Regions from separate parts of the Homo sapiens genome. Here region 1 is linked to region 2. A link is an interaction called in ENCODE POLR2A ChIA-PET data of the cell type or tissue named here. Cell type or tissue: OCI-LY7. All regions are shown on one strand. Each heading gives the region's core, and the rest is flanking DNA. Links, peaks and the distances in the headings are about the cores only. Region 1 overlaps KLHL8 (kelch like family member 8). Region 2 has its middle 17 kb from the start of C4orf36.

What was found. Peaks named below come from ENCODE experiments on the same cell type or tissue, not always from the same donor. Only the 100,000 strongest peaks of a DNase experiment are listed, where the experiment ranks them.
Region 1: POLR2A ChIA-PET joins it to region 2 with 5 read pairs; 2 of 35 experiments call an interaction of 5 or more read pairs at or near these places.

What each region holds. Positions count from the first base shown.
Region 1 is chr4:87,190,105-87,198,443 of GRCh38, forward strand. KLHL8 (kelch like family member 8) reads right to left here. Exons shown (of 10, transcript NM_020803.5): 2 at 5,220-5,586. The coding sequence starts at 5,435. Among named protein-coding and RNA genes, the nearest start is that of KLHL8, 26 kb to the right of the region's middle. In OCI-LY7, for the core only: no CTCF peak of the experiment used is centred there; no DNase peak of the experiment used is centred there.
Region 2 is chr4:86,904,789-86,913,127 of GRCh38, forward strand. It overlaps a transcript of C4orf36 not described here and the pseudogene ARPC1AP4. Among named protein-coding and RNA genes, the nearest start is that of C4orf36, 17 kb to the left of the region's middle. In OCI-LY7, for the core only: a CTCF peak has its summit at 5,842; a DNase peak (open chromatin) is centred at 3,698; H3K4me3 peaks cover 606 bases.

The DNA.
Region 1 (8,339 bases), core at 247-8,246, 290 kb after region 2:
ACAGGAAAATTTTCCATATCAGTTGAAAAATGCCCTTCTACTCTAATATACTTTAACATTCATCATTAGCAACTTATGCAAGCATCTTCTTTAATATCTTTTACTCTACATGTATATTATTCATTACTATTTCAATGTTGTTTTGACATTTACATTATGACTTTTTGATTACTGTAAATACTATTATAGTGGATATACAGTTGCATAACTTTGTAGGTAATAATAATCTTGATACTTCAAAATAAAAAATAACCTACTGGCCAGGGGCAGTGGCTCATGCCTGTAATCCCAGCACTTTGGGAGGCCAAGGTAGGCGGATCACCTGAGGTCAGGAGTTCAAGACCAGCCTGGCCAACATGGTGAAACCCCATCTCTATAAAAATACAAAAATTAGCTGAGCATGATGGTGGGTGCCTATAATCCCAGCTACTCGGGGGGCTGACGTGGAAGAATCGCTTGAACCCGGGAGGCAGAGGTTGCAGTGAGCCAAGATCGTGCCATTGCACTCCAGCCTGGGTGACAGAGTGAGACTCTGTCTTTAAAAAAAAAAAAAAAAGCTTACTGTTTAGTCTATTCAGGCTGCTATAACAAACTATCACTGGGTGGCTGATAAACAACATAATTTATTTCTCATAGTTCTTGAGACTAGAAAGTTCAAGATCAAGGCACTGGCAAATCCATGTCTGGTAAGGACTTGCTCTAAGTTCACTGATGCCAACTCTTCTTTGTGTCTTCAGATGGTGGAAGGCACAGAGCAGCTATCTGTGGCCTCTTTTTCTTTTTCTTTTTAATGTCTAAATACAATTTTAATGAGGTACAGATACATGCTCAATTTGTGATCATGAGTTATAACAAATCACAGTTTAGTTATAATTACAAAAATAGTGAAATCAGAATGTAAAGGAAAACCTTTATAAATAAGAACATCCTCAACTTTAAAGATGGCTTAGGTTTCTACATATCTCAAGATCTGCTTTGTATTTAAAATGAATAGTGAAGAGTGTATATATAATATACAAATAAAATAACATTGTGCTTCTTAAAAGCTGTATGTAAAGGGAAATATTTTTTAAATTACTAGAGGCCAGGCATGGTGGCTCATGCCTGTAATCCCAGCAGTTTGGGAGGCTGAGGCAGACAGATCGCTTGAGTCCAGGAGTTCAAGACCAGCCTGGGCAACATGGCCAAACCCCCTCTCTACAAAAAGTGCAAAAATTAACTGGGTGTGATGGTGTGCACCTGTAGTCTCAGCTACTCAGGGGGTGGAGTAGGGTTTGGGTCCAGGAGGTGGAGGTTGCCATGACCCATGACTGCATCACTGTACTCCAGCCTGGGTGACAGAGCAAGACCTTGTCTCAAAATAATAAAATAAGCCTATAATCCTTTCCCCTTATAAAGTAAAAAATAATTTACTATTCCTTCATTCTTACAGTTTTATTTTTATTTTAAATTTATATTTTTCTTTTATTGTAAATATATATACATATTTTGCTTTTTTCAACTTTTACTTTAGAATTAGGGGTGCATGTGTAGGTCTGTTGCATAGATATATTGCATCATGCTGAGGTTTGGTGTATAAATGAATCTATAACCCAGGTAGTGAGCATAATACACAACATAAAATAAACAGTTTATTTCAATTCATACCCCCACCGCCTTCCCTCCTTCCCCCATATTGTATCCACCACTATTTTTCCCATTTTCATGACCATGTTTACTCAATATTTAGTTCCCACTTACAAGTGGGAACAAGTGGTATTTGGTTTTCTGCTTCTTTATTAGTTCACTTAGGATAATGGTTTCCAGCTGCGTGTATGTTGCTGCAAATAACATGATTTCATTCTTTTCTATGGTTGTGTAGTATTCCACAGTGTATATATAACACATTTTCCATATCCAATCCACCACTGATGGGCACCTGGGCTGATTCCATATCTTTGCTATTTGTGAATAGCACTGCAATGAACATGCGGGTATATGTGTCTTTTTGATAGAATGATTTATTTTCCTCTGGGTATATACCCACTAGGAGGATTGCTGGGTTGAATGGTAGTTCAAGTCTCAGTTCTTTGAGAAGTATCCAAACTGCTCTCCACAGTGGCTGAACTAATCTACATTCCCACCAACAGTGTATAAGTGTTCCCTTCTCTCCACAGCCTTGCCAACATCTGTTATTTTTTGACTTTTTAACAAAAGCCATTCTGACTGATGTGAGATGGTATCTCTTTGTGGTTCTGGTTTGCATTCTTCTAATGACTGGTGATGATGAGTTATTTTTTCATGTATTTGTTGGCCACTTGTGGGTCTTCTTTTGAGAAGTATATGTTCATGTCCTTTGCCTACTTTTTACTGTACCTTTTCTGTTTAGATATGTTTAGATAAATACCATTGTGTTACAACTGCATACAGTTTTCAGTATGGTAATAGGCTACGCAGGCTTATATCCCAGCAACAACAAGCTATACCATATAGCCTATGTACGTAGCTTATACTACACACGTAGGCTGTAGTAAGCAGTTCTAATACAGTCATGTGTCATTGAAGGATGGGGATACATTCTGAGAAATGTGTCAGGTGATTTTATCATTGTGCAAATATCACAGAATGTACTTACACAAATCTAGATGGTATAGCCTATTACATACCTGGGCTATATGGTACAGCCTGTTGCTCTCAGACTACAAACCTGCATGGCTTATTACTGTACTGCACACTGTAGGCAACTGAAACAGAATGGTAACTATCTGCATATCTAAACATATAAACATAGGAAAGGTACAGTAAAAATACAGTATAAGGTATTTTTTTTAAAGTACACCCGTATAAGGTATTTGCTATGAATGGAGCTGCAGGGCCTGAAGTGGCTCGGGGTGAATTACTGAGTGGTGAGTGAATGGGAAAGCCTAGGACTTTATTGTACACTACTGTAGACTTTATAAACACTGTACACTTATGCTACACTAAATTAAAAAAAATATTTTTCTTTCTTTCATAATTAACCTTAGCTTACTGTGACTTTTTCCATAAACTTCAATTTTTTAAAACTTTTTGACTCTTGTAATAACACTTAGCCTAAAACACACACATTGCACAGCTCTACAAAAATGTTTTTATATGCTTATTCCAAAAACTTTTTTCTACTTAAAATTTTTTTCTTTTACTTTTTAAACTTTTTTGTTAAAAACTAAGACACAAACTCAGACAGTAGCCTGCATCTATATCAAGTCAGGATCATCCATATCACTGTCTTCCGCCTCCAGATCCTGTCCTACTGGAAAGGAGAGGACACATGGAGCTGTCATCTCCTATAGTAACAATGCCTTCCTCTTGAATACCTTCTGAAGGACCTGCCTAAGGCTGTTTTTACAGTTAACGTTTTTTCTTTTCTTGTTTTTATTAAGAATCAACTTTCTGCAATTTTTTTCTTTTTTTATGTAATGTTTCTTCTTTAGAAGTAGCAAGAGTACACTCTACAAAAACAATAAGAAGTAGAGTAAATACATAAGCCTGTAACATAATCATTTATTAGCATGAATAGGTATTAGGCACTATATATAACCATGTGTTATACCTTTTATACAACTGGCAATGAGGTAAGTTTGTTTACACCAGCATCACCACAAGCATGTGAGTAAAGCACTGTGCTAGGACATTATGATAGCTACAACATTACTAAGTGATAGGAATTTTTCAGCTCCATTCTAATCTTATGGGACCACCACTGTATATGGGGTCCATCGTTGACCAAAATGTCCTTATGTGGCACATGATTATACCCCTTTCTGAGAAACATGAAAAAGATTAAAATACTGATTTACTAGCGGAATGGATGAAGTAAAGGTGATCTTCCTTAAACACAGAATCTTAAAATTTCTTAATATAGAATGCTTAAGTGTTAACTATAGGATCACTTTCGCCATTATTATTTTTCTCTTCTATTAAATTACATCTGTGCTATCTTCTAAATGTCCTCCAAAATCATGTGTTGAAACTTAATCCCCACTGTGCTAATATTAAGAGGGGGAACCTTTGGGAAATGATGAAATCATAAGGGCTCTGTGCTCATGAATGGATTAGTGCCTTAAGAGAGGACTGGAGGGAACTAGCTTAGGCCCATTTTGTCCTTCTGCCTTCCATGTGAGGACACAGTGTTCATCCCCTCTGGAGGATGCTGTAACAAGCAAAATCTGAGAAACAGAGAGGGCAGCCCTCACCAGACACCAAACTTGCTGGTACCTTGATTTTAGACTTCCCAACCTTCAGAACTATGAGAAATAATTATCTATCATTAGCACAGTGGCTCACAGTTATAATCCCAGCTTTTTGGGAGGCCCAAGGCAGTAGGATCATTTGAGCCCGAGTTTGAGACCAGCCTGGGCAACATAGCAAGACCCCATCTCTACAAAAAAAATGTTTTAAATTAGTCAGGCACGGTGGTGCATGCATCTAGTCCCAGCTGCTCAGGCGGCTGTGGCAGGAGGACTGCTTAAGCCCAAGAGTTCACCAAAAAATTTTAATATTTCACTGAGAGATAAGAAGAAAGTACTTTAAATGTGTAATGAGAAACAATCAACAAAGGCTTTTCCATACTGCTTTATCACTTTTCCAATTTTATTAAAACTGGTTGCTTTTAGGAGAACAACATGATCCTACAGATGATGAGCAAAGTTCACTGAGGACTTTTTCATCCAAGGCTAAGTAGATTATATTTCACTATCAGGTGTAGATAAACAATCCCACTTAACAGATGGTAACAATGAAGTAGAGATTAAATTACTGGAATAGAGATATACAGTAAAACACTAGTATAGCTGAGTAAACAATCCAAAATTCCTGACTTCTAACTTACTTCTGTATTCAGAGTAAGCAAATACATCAAGATATTTAAATTCACAAGTGAAAAGCTTATCTGGTCAACAGCAATTTATTAATTTCACTAATAATATTTGTTGTTCTAGGGTTTCAGAACTCTCAGAAGTTAACTAAGAGATAATGAATATCAACATTAAATTAGTACAATAATTTTATCTTATGCTAACTTCTCTTCATTTACCCTCTATGTCCTTTCTCCTACACTAAAAAAAAAGATTGAGACTAAAAGCATTCTGACTGTATCAAATATGTATAGCAACAAAATTTGCCTTGTATGGTTACAGAAACCCCCATTTCTCATATTACACTGAAGAGGCCTGAGAAAAGTACAAAAAAGGCAATCTCACCTTGAGTGTGACATCACAGAGTTCTCCATTTTCATAAAATCGAAGAAGAGAACCATGAAAATCTTTCCAAGCTTCATTTGCTTCAAAAATAAAGGAATCTTCTCCATCACCATCACTAATTGAGGATCTGTTCTTTATTTGCTGGTGCTGTTGTTGCCTTTTCCCCTTTGTAATGTGATTCCTAGCTTGTTTACTACTCATAGAATCTGAAGCCATTTGCAATATTCCTCTTTTAATAGAGCTCTCTTCTCAAACATGCCATTTATTTTTTTTCAAAGGGTAGAGAGAAGGCAGAAGGTAGATGTAGACACTACAATTCAGACGTTTTTCAAAACCCACTCAACTGCCATTGTACAGTTTGCTGTGACTGAAAAATCAACAATAAAACAGGTAGAGACAAACGAAAAGAAAAAAATTATTGTTAACTATAATTTGTTAATACTATATATGCAAAATAACTATATCAATCATATTTATAAAAGAACAAAAACTTTGTTTTTATGCTAAATAACACATAATTCACTTTTGCTAATTATTTTATATCAATAAAGGAACTCCTTTAAAATCCAACAAGAACAACTGACTTGAGCACATGACTTTTGAGATGTGTAATATGCTATCTTCAAAGAGAAAGGCCATGAACTAAAATTTTTCTATTTTTTAATTTTTATTTTAGAGATGGGGTTTCTCCATGTTCCCCATGCTGGTCTCAAACTCCTGGGCTCATGCAATCTACCCACCTAGGCCTCTCAAAGTGCTGGGATTACATGCTTGAACCATCATACGTGGCCATGAACTAAAAATCTTAAGTTTTGAGGCTTAACTGGGAGTTTTTTTTTTTTTAGCAGAACAACATGATCCTATAGATGATAGGTAAAGTTCACTAAAGATTTTTTCATCCAAGCCTAAGTAGACCGTATTTTACTATCAAGTGCAGATAAACAATCCCACTTAACAGATGATAACAATTAAGTAGAGATGAAATTACTGGAATAGAGATATACAGTAAAACACTAGTATAGCTGCCTTCCAGCTATACAATTTAGTAATGCAATGCCAAAACAGAAGGATATTTTGATTGAATTAGGTTCATCCTAGATTCTGAAGTCAGACTATGGTTCTACCACATACCAACTGTATGAGCTTGAGCAAATGACAACCTGCTTAGACCTCGATCTCTTCTGTAAAATAGAGATACCACTTAAGGAAATATTTTGAGGATTAAAAATATTTTACTGCCAAACATACGAAATGCTGCACTCTTAAAAAGATCTCATTTTATTTGCATTTTCACATAGAACTTATTAGTATTTACATATAAAATCAAACTTTCCTCATCATCAAAGCATATTTGATGAATATCCACACCATCCATAATTCTATGCTACAATTCTACTTTGGTGACAGAAACAGAGATTTTAAGTTACTAATGAAACACCTATTCCATCACTTACTGGCTGTGTAATTTTTTTTGAGGCTGTGTAATTTGTAAAACTGAGGCTTTACTAATCCTCAGTTTCTTCATCTATAAACAGGGATACCTATCTACCTCATGGCACTATCCTGAGAAATACATCAAATACAATAATGAATTTACAAGTGCTTGTTTAAAATATTGGTATTATTAGAGTGGAAAGCTCTGCTTATTATGTAGTTTCAGAAAACTCTAAATATTCTAACCAGAACTTTAGCTACATTAGGTTCTTTATTGTTAATCTCATCATTTCCAGCTTTTGACAGAAATCAATGGTTAATGTAAGGTTATAGATTACAGTTATTAATGCCTTCTTATGGTTTCTGTGGCAGACATACATGACAGTGATCCTTAATGAGTCATGTCTTCATATAATCCCCTTGCATGCAGGAAGAACCTGTGACTTGCTTCTAATTGACGGAATGTGGGAAAGTGATGAGATGCCACTCTCTTGATTATGTTACATTATAGAATACAGTATGAGCAGACTGGAGTAAGAAGCTTTCCTGCAGGCCTTGAAAAGCAAACCACCATGGAGACAGTCATGTAGCAGGGAAACTATAGGCAATCCCTAGGACCTGAGAGAGGCTTTCACCTGACAGTCAATAAAAAGCCAGGCCCTCAGTCATACAGCTCCAAGGAAATGAATTCTGCCAATGACCTGAATAAGTGTGGAAGCAGATTTCTTCATAATTGAGCCTCTACATAATACAGCCTGGCCAATAGCTTTATTGCAGCCTTATGAGATCCTAAGCAAAGGACTCAACTACACTGTGCCCAAACTCCTGATGCACGGAAACTGTGAGATAATAAATGCATGTTATTTTAAGCCACTAAATTGTGGTAATTTGTTACACACAATAAAAAATGAATATAGACACCTTCTGTCAGGTCTAAAATTTTATCTGAGGAAAGCATCTATAGATATTCTAACAGGCACCAGCCACTGTAATATCTCTCTTAAATTCACATTCCTGCTGCAAAATCAACAAAAAACAGATGGGACAAATAGAAAACAAATAGCATAATCAGGGCTTAAAAACTTTTTCTGTAAAGGGCCACAGAGTAGATATTTTTGGCTTTGTGGGCCATATGGGTCTCTATCACAACTACTGAACTCTGTCATTGTAACACAAAAGCAGTCACAGACAATAGTAAATAAATAAATAAATAAATAAATAAATAAAGCCATGTTCCAATACAACTTTAATTATTAAAAAAAAAAAAAAACCACTTAGTGGCCCGGTGCAGTGGCTCATGCCTATAATCCCAGCACTTTGGGAGACCAAGGTGGGTGGCTCACCTGAGGTCAGGAGTTCGAGACCAGCCTGGCCAACATGGCAAAACCCCGTCTCTACTAAAAAATACAAAAACCAGCCAGGCATGGTGGCATGCACCTGTAACTCCAGCTGCTTGGGAGGCTGAGGCACAAGAATCACTTGAACCCGGGAGGCGGAGGTTGCAGTGAGCTGAGATCACACCACTGCACTCCAGCCTGGACAACAGAATGAGACTGTGTCTAATAAAATAAAATAAGAAAAAACACTTGGTGAGTGTGATTTAATCCCCAAGCTCATAGTTTGCTGATCCCTGAGTAAGATGGTTGATTTAAACTCAACAATATCAATAATCACATTAAATATAAA
Region 2 (8,339 bases), core at 141-8,140:
TTCATAATTCTCCAAAAGAGAAGCTACAAAGCAGCAACATGCCACACGTAGCTGCTGTTAAGGACTGAATTGTGCCCCCTCAAAATTCATTCGTTGAAGCCCTAACCCCTAATGTAATTATATTTGAAGATAAGGCCTTTAAGGAGGTAATTAAGACTAAATGAGGGGCGGTTGCGGTAACTCACGCCTGTAATCCCAACATTTTGAGAGGCTGAGGTGGGCGGATGGCTTGAGCCCAGGAGTTCGAGACCAGTCTAGGCAACATAATGAGACCCCGTCTCTACTAAAATATTTTAAAATTAGGCTGGGCACAGTGGCTCATGCCTGCAATCCCAGCACTTTGGGAAGCCGAGGCAGGCGGATCATTTGAGGTCAGGAGTTTGAGACCAGCCTGGTCAACATGGTGAAATTCTGTCTCTACTAAAAATACAAAAAAAAAAAAAAGGTAGCTAGGCATGGTGGCACATGCCTGTCGTCCTTGCTACTCAGGAAGCTGAGGCAGGAGAATCACTTGAACCCGGGAAGTGGAAGTTGCAGTGAGCCGAGATCACACCACTGCACTCCAGCCTGGGCAACAGAGACTCCATCTCGAAATAAATAAATAAATAAATAAAATAGCCAGATGTGGCAGTTGCGTGCCTGTAGTCCCAGGTACTTGGGAGGCTGAGGTGGGAGGATTGCTTGAGCCCCAGAGATTAAGGCTGCAGAGAGCTATGATGGCACCATTGCACTCTAGCTTGGGTGACAGAGCAAGATCCTGTCTCAAGGAAGAAAAGAAACCTTGCATCTGGTATGAAATGTTAGACAGAGTTTTGGGGTAGAGTTGGGAAGACAAGTGGTGATCTGAGGTTGGCCCCAGAAAAACCACAGTCCCCATTATCCAGGAAGATGGTTCTGAACACCACTTAGGCTTCTGAGGTCCTTTTTTTTTTTTTTTCTTTTTTTTTGAGACATAGTCTCGCTCTGTTGCCCAGGCTGGAGTGCAATGGCACAATCTTGGCTCACTGCAACCTCTGTCTCCAAGGTTCAAGCAATTCTGCCTCAGCCTCCCGAGTACCTGGGATTACAGGCACCCACCATCACGCCCAGCTGACTTTTCTATTTGTATTTTTAGTAGAGACAGGGTTTCACCATATTGGCCAGACTAGTCTTGAACTCCTGACCTCAAGTTATCCACCTACCTTGGCTTCCCAAAGTGCTGGGATTACCCACGTGAGCCACCGCTCCTGGCCCTGAGGTTCTGATTCCTGTTTGATGAACCTGAAGATGATTAGTCAGCAAACCGGGGCTAGGTGGGATGGGCCCATCAGTAATCCTGACTACCTCAGAGGGCATAAGGGCCACTGACCTTCAGAACTCAGCCATTTCCCGGGATATGCTCAGATCCGCAATAAACTGGGAACAAATTCTAATGATTAGGAAGGATTTTAAAATCAATGTTTATTAAAGAGGAGGGCCCTGCATGTTTCTATTTCTCTCTACAGAGAGCTTTTATGGCCTTTAATGTAGAGTAGATTGAACAATACTTCTCAGAGGAAGCTCTCTGGAATCCATAAGAATTAAGTGGGGAATGACGTTAAAATGCATATTACCAGGCTCTGACCTCAAATATTCGGATTCAGATAGTATGGGCCAGGGATCAAGAATCAGCTTTTTAGGCCAGGCATGGTGGCTTAGGCCTGTAATCTCAGCATTTTGGGAGGCCAAGGCAGGCAGATTGCTTGAGGCCCGGAGTTCGAGACCAGCCTGGGCAACATGGCAAAACCTAATCTCTACCAAAAACACAAAAATTAGCTGGGTGTGGTGGTGCATGTCTGTAATCCCAGCTTCTTGGGAGGCTGAGGCATGAGAATTGCTTGAACTGGGGAGGAGGTGAAGGTTGCAGGGAGTTGAGATCGCATCGCTACACTCCAGCCTGGGCAACACAGCAAGACGGTCTCAAAAAAAAAAAAAAAAAAAAAAAAGAATTGGCTGGGCACGGTGCCTCACACCTGTAATCCCAGCACTTTGGGAGGCCAAGGCAGGCAGATCACTTGAGGTCAGGAATTTGAGGCCAGCCTGGCCAACATGGCAAAACCCCATCTCTACTAAAAATACAAAAATTAGCCAGGCATGGTAGTGCACACCTGTAATCCCAACTACTAGGGAGGCTGAGGCAGGAGAATTGCTTGAACCCAGGGGGCGGAGGTTGCAGTGAGCCAAGATTGCACCACTGCACTCCTGCCTTGGTGACAGAGCAAGACTCCATCTCAAAAATAAATAAATAAATATTAAAATAAAAATTTAAAAAAAGAATCAGCTTTTTACAAGTAAGTGTTTAAGGTGATTCTCTGTCAGATGTTTTTAGACATTTCTCCAAGAGTGGCCCAGAGACCACTGGTGTGAGATGATCACTTAGAGTCTTGTGAAAAATACAAATTTCCTAGACATCCTGAATTTTAGTAGGGAAAAGGGCGATAGGGAGTGGAGCCCAGGATTCTGCATTTTAAAGAGGCTTCCCAGTTAAAAGTTTACTGGCAAATGTTAAGAACCACCTGCCTAGGGAATAATAAAATGTTCTCTTGGAGAGGAGGGAGGGGATCAGGAAAAATATTATAACTAGATATAATGGATACTAGGCTTAATAGCAGGGTGATGAAATAATCTGTGTACCAAACCCCCATGACACATGTAACAAACCTTCACATCCTACACATGAACCCCTGAACTTAAAATAGAAGTTGAAAAAAATGTTGTCTTGAATGGGCCATGACCTGGAAGATCTGTTTCTGCTAAATCTCATTAAGCTACTTTGGGGGTATTTTCATGAGGAAACACAACACAAAGACTCAAGGGAGGAATGAAAAAGAGACAGGGCACTGTTTAAGGACAGGAGTTTGGTAATAACCAAGAATGGTATCACATCAGGCCAGGTGTGGTGCCTCACACCTGTAATCCTAGCACTTTGGGAGGCCAAGGCGGGTGGATCACTTGAGGCCAGGAGTTCGAGACCAACATGACAAAACCCCATCTATCCTAAAAATACAAAAAATTAGCCAGGCATGGTAGCGCACGCCTGTAATCCCAGCTGCTCAGGAGGCTGAGGCAGGAGAATTGCTTGACCCGAGGAGCAGAGGTTGCAGTGAGCCGAGATCATGCCACTGCACTCCAGCCTGGGTGACTGTGCCTCAGAAAAAAAAAAAAAAGAGAAAAAAAGAAATGGTGTCACATCAAATAATTTGTATAAAGTTTCTCCAGTGGGAGGGCCACAACACATTTGCTCCCTACTCATCCTTGCTTTGCCTGCAGAGAGCACAATTTTTCTTACACATAGATGCTCAATAAGTATCTGTTGAATTGTTTTGAATGTATTCCCCTTTGGAGAACTATACTTTCAACATACACACACACACACACACACACACACACACACACACACACACACACACACGTTGCTGGTGTTTGGATGAGCATATATGTGTGTTTATGGGTAGGGGCAGAAGAAGTGATGATGAAAGAAAGTGGGTTTGATAAAGGGAGGGAGATAAAATTGAGTGAACTGCTGAGTAGATTTGAGTTATACTTAAGGAAAACGTAACTACAAGTTCTATTTTGGTTTACTTCCTCTCTTGCCCTGGGATCTTAAGCAAGCAAGCTACTTTCGTTTCTCTATTTCAACAGTGTCTTTTTTTTTTTTTTGGAATGTGCCTTGTGGAATTATTTTTAAAAGTAAGTAATATGAGATTGGAAAGCACCTTTTCCTCTTAGCCAAAAGTGTGCAGAAGAGAATTTCCACCATCTGGGCCACTTCAATAAGAGAAGTACACTTACACTCTCTCTCTCTCTCTCTCCCCCTCCCTCCCCCTCCTCAACCTTACTCTCTCTCTCTCCCTCCCTCCCTCCTGAAGATCATTTATTTAGTAAATGTTTATTGAGAATTAATTATATGCTAGAAGCTGTGATAACTTCTGGGATAGCAAACAAGACATGACTACTACCCACTATTGTTGTAGAATCTGGAGAATTCAGGGTCTGAATTCTCAGACGTCGGAAGATCAAAGAAAAGTCACTAACCAGCCCTCCTGGCACAGGTGGGCAAGTTCCAGTGTGAGAAGCCAGGCTTCCAGCTGTCCAAGTGGAAACTCAGCGGGATCCCTCTTAGTGATCAGGGCTTGTACTTGGGAGGAAGTGCTTGTACTTGGTGTGGAGCAGACAGCAAGGACATATGGAACTCACCCCCACCTTTACCTGTCTCTCAATGTGGTGGGGAGTGGGACAAGTTGGGATATGCCAATCTCTCTGTGTCCTTCTCCCATAGAATGGCTGCTGGTTCACATCTATCTCCCATGACCCATATCTCATGCAGGCTCCTCTTTTTCTAACTTTTAACACAAATTATTCAGGGAAGGGGATTCTGGGAACTATAGTTCCAACTTAGCCAAGCTAACACCATTACATATGAGGAGCTGGGTCAAGAAGTGATGAAAGAGAATTCTCAAGACACCAACACTTGGCTGAAGGTGTCAAAATCAAAGTAAAGATTCTAAGCAAAAGTGCTTGTTCAGGTCCCAAGCCGTTTGCAACTTCTCAAAAGCTTCTTTGAGTGGTCTCCTGTGTCAGCACTAGAATTTTCCTACATAACAAACAGCAAACCGGCTGCAGGAAGGTAGAAGTCAGCTGGTAAATAAATATATGGCTGATACCCAATACAGTGACCACAGGCGCAACAATTAAGGATGATCACTGAATTTCTATATCTCAGTGCGACACGATAGCTATTAACAATCACTTTAAATTCTAATTTTTTATCAGATTTAGATTTATGAGGTATGGAATACTCCTCTGTTCAAATATTTATTAATGCTTACTATAAGCCTCGTGAAAGTGAAACATCCTACTAAACTCTGTATGAACCAACTACACACCCTTCTATCAGTCCTTGCTTACAACACCTCAAATCCCCTGCCCAACTGTGCCAGATTCTCTGCAAGACTTACAGTAAATAAAACCTAGCGATACACTGAGCCACATGATAAAGTCACAAGCTCTTCGCCCAGAAAGATTGAGCGTAATTCCTTAAATTAAGGTGATTTGGAGCCAGGTGCCTGGGCAACAGAGGAAGACTTAAAAAAAAAAAAAAAAAAAAAAAAGGTTATTTGGTTAAAAATAGCGGAACTTCTAGGGAACTAATTTAAACTGAAAGTGGGATTTATAATAAAGATACTGGCTTATCTCATTGGACACAAGCACAGGAATGCAGCCAGCCCTCAGGCAGAGACTGAAATAAAGAAGTAGAAGGAGCACCCCACTGCATTTCATTTCTGCTTCTCTCTGTGCACTTGCCCCTTCTGCCTGCAAGCTGAATTTTTCTGTTCTTCAAAACACAAGATGAAGCTGGGTGTGGTTCCTCATGCCTGTAATCCCAGCACTTTCGGAGGCCAAGGCGGGCAGATCACTTGAGACCAGGAGTTTGCGTCTCTACTAACAACACAAAATTAGCCAGGTGTGGTGGCTTGCACCTGTAATCCCAGCTACTCAGGAGGCTGAGGCAGGAGAATCACTTGAACCCGGGAGGTGGAGTTTGCAGTGAGCTGAGATCGCACCATTGCACTCCATCCTGGGCAACAGCGCAAGACTCTGTCTCAAAAAAAATTAAAAATTAAAAAATTAAAATGTTTTTAATGGCAGAATATAAAAAGTAACAATCTTTTGCAAAACGGAGAAAGAAGGAAGACCTAGGGAAAGTGCTTAGGTAGAAATGTGAAAATATCATCCCAAGGGACAGGGTGTGACTGACCTCTATTGGTTGTAGCAGATTATTTGTTAGGAGGTCATCGAATGCCATCTAAGAAGTGTGAAGTTGATCCTGGAAGAAACAGGATTTGAGGAGTCAGTGTGCTGTGGCATAACCAGATTTATGCTTAGAAAAAGGGAAATCGGTCCATGGCAAGACGGAGAATGGTTTAGAGGACATAAAAGCTAGGGGCAGGAAGTCAAGTTAGAAAGTTTTGCATGAGGCCGGGCACAGTGGCTCATGTCTGTAATCCCAGCACTTCGGGAGGCCGAGGCGGGTGGATCACGAGGTCAAGAGATCAAGACCATCCTGGCCAACATGGTGAAACCCCTGCTGTACTAAAGATACAAAAAAAATAGCTAAAAAAAAAAAATAGCTGAGCGTGGTGGCTTGCACCTGTAGTCCCAGCTACTCAGGGGGCTGAGGCAGGAGGATTGCTTGAACCTGGGAGGCAGAAGTTGTAGTGGGCCAAGATCATGCCACTGCACTCCAGCCTGGCGACAGAGTGAGACTCCATCTCAAAAACAAAAAAGAAAAAAAGTTTTGCATGAAATAACCAAGTCAGAATTGAGGGCTGAAACCAAGGTATGTCCTTTGAAATGCAGAGAAACAGAACAGCTGTGGGGAAGTGGAGGCAGAAGGCTTGGTGACAGGTTGGATGTAAGCACTGTCCGGGATGGAGGAGACTTACACTGGCTCTTTTTTGAACAGTGGTGAGATCCCAGCCTTTTCATAGGAATTTCCCCTGCTTATTAGTTTTGTGGAATAAAATCAGATTGGCATAATTCCTCTCATCCTACACCCCCACTCTTGGGAATATCCAACACACAGATCAGACAGATCTGCTACCTCAAATTGTATTACTAGGCTTAATTAACATAAAAGGGCTGCATCTTAATTTCATGGCTGGTATATGGGACTGGAAATCCCCTGGAACTCTACCAAGTCTCTGGCCTTCTGAGCTCAGATGAAGATTTTGGAAAGCTTGCTGAGGGTTTTTTCTTATTTCTTTGATGAGTTTTGCTGCTGCAGCATGCCTTCCTGGTGTTCCAGGTGAGAATACTGAGTGCTCACAACATGCCAGATATTTACTTACATTCTTTGTCTGTCTGTCTGTCTCTCTGTCTCTCTCTTTTCTTTTTTAGAGACAGGGTTTTGCTCTGTGCCCAGGCTGGAGTGCAGTGGCACAATCATGGCTCACTGCAGCCTTAACCTTCTGGGCTCAAGTGATCCTCCCACCTCAGCCTTCCAAGCAGCTGGGACCACAGGCATGCACTATCATGCCTGGCTATTTAGAAAAAAAAAATGTTTTTTTGAGACGGAGTTTTGCTTTTTGTTGCCCAGGCTGGAGTGCAATGGCGTGATCTTGGCTCACTGCAACCTCTGCCTCCTGGGTTCAAGTGATTCTCCTGCCTCAGCCTCCCAAGTAGCTGGGATTACAGGCATGTGCCACCACACCCAGATAATTTTTTGTTTGTTTGTTTTGTATTTTTAGTAGAGACGAAGTTTCTCCATGTTGGTCAGGCTGGCCTCGAACTCCTGACCGCAGGTGATCCACCCACCTCAGCCTCCCAAAGTGCTGGGATTACAGGCGTGAGCCACTGCACTCAGCCATTTAAAAAAACAAAAACAAACAAACAAACAAAACAGAGTCTCACTACATTGCCCAGGCTGGTCTTAAACTCCTGGCCTCAAGTGATCCTCCTGCCTCGGCCTCCCAAAGTGTCGGAATTACAGTCATGAGCCACTGTGCCCAGCCGATTGTCTCTTTTTATTCTTATAATATCCCATTTGGAGAAACTGAGACTCAAAAATGTTAAGGAACCTATTGCCCATACATCATTTAGCTAGTAAATCCAAAACTGGGATCAAACCCTCTTTTAGTCTGGACCCAAAGCTTGGTCCTTGAATCACTACAAGTTCCTGTGTTCTTACTGTAAGTAGCTGCACCTTCTGCCTCCCTGGAATTAATAGGTCTCCTGATAGTCAATGCCTGCCTATATATCCATGAGCCAACTGCTCTGCCTGCTCTCAAAATGGTATTTAGAAAGCAATATTTCGGTATGGTTTTGCTATTGCTATTGAGATGTCAATACTCCCAGGTCCTTTCAGGGGATTGAACTAACCAATGCATGTGTTTGTGCATGTATACACACACACATGAGCATATAGATATGTATATGAGTGTATACATATAAATGTGTATGAATATGGACATGAAAACATATATGTAAATGTGTGTACACATGTTTACATTTATATCTATCTTAATATATTAAAGACCATTAGGTCACTCCAGTGCTTCCAATTCTAATCCATCCACAAGGTTCATTCTAGTTTTCGCTTTTCTTTTTTTTTTTTCAAAACCACATTCAGTTTTTAATTTAATTTTCCACTGGGCAATTTACATATCTCCCTCACACTGTCTTTTAAGTTAGTGTCACAATTTTCCATAATAAACTGCTTAAAGAAGCTTTGGTCAAAAATGGAATGAAGTCGCAATAAAAAAAAAAAAGTACTGCTTTTAAAAAACCAACACTTTAACCAATTTTATATTCAAACAAAA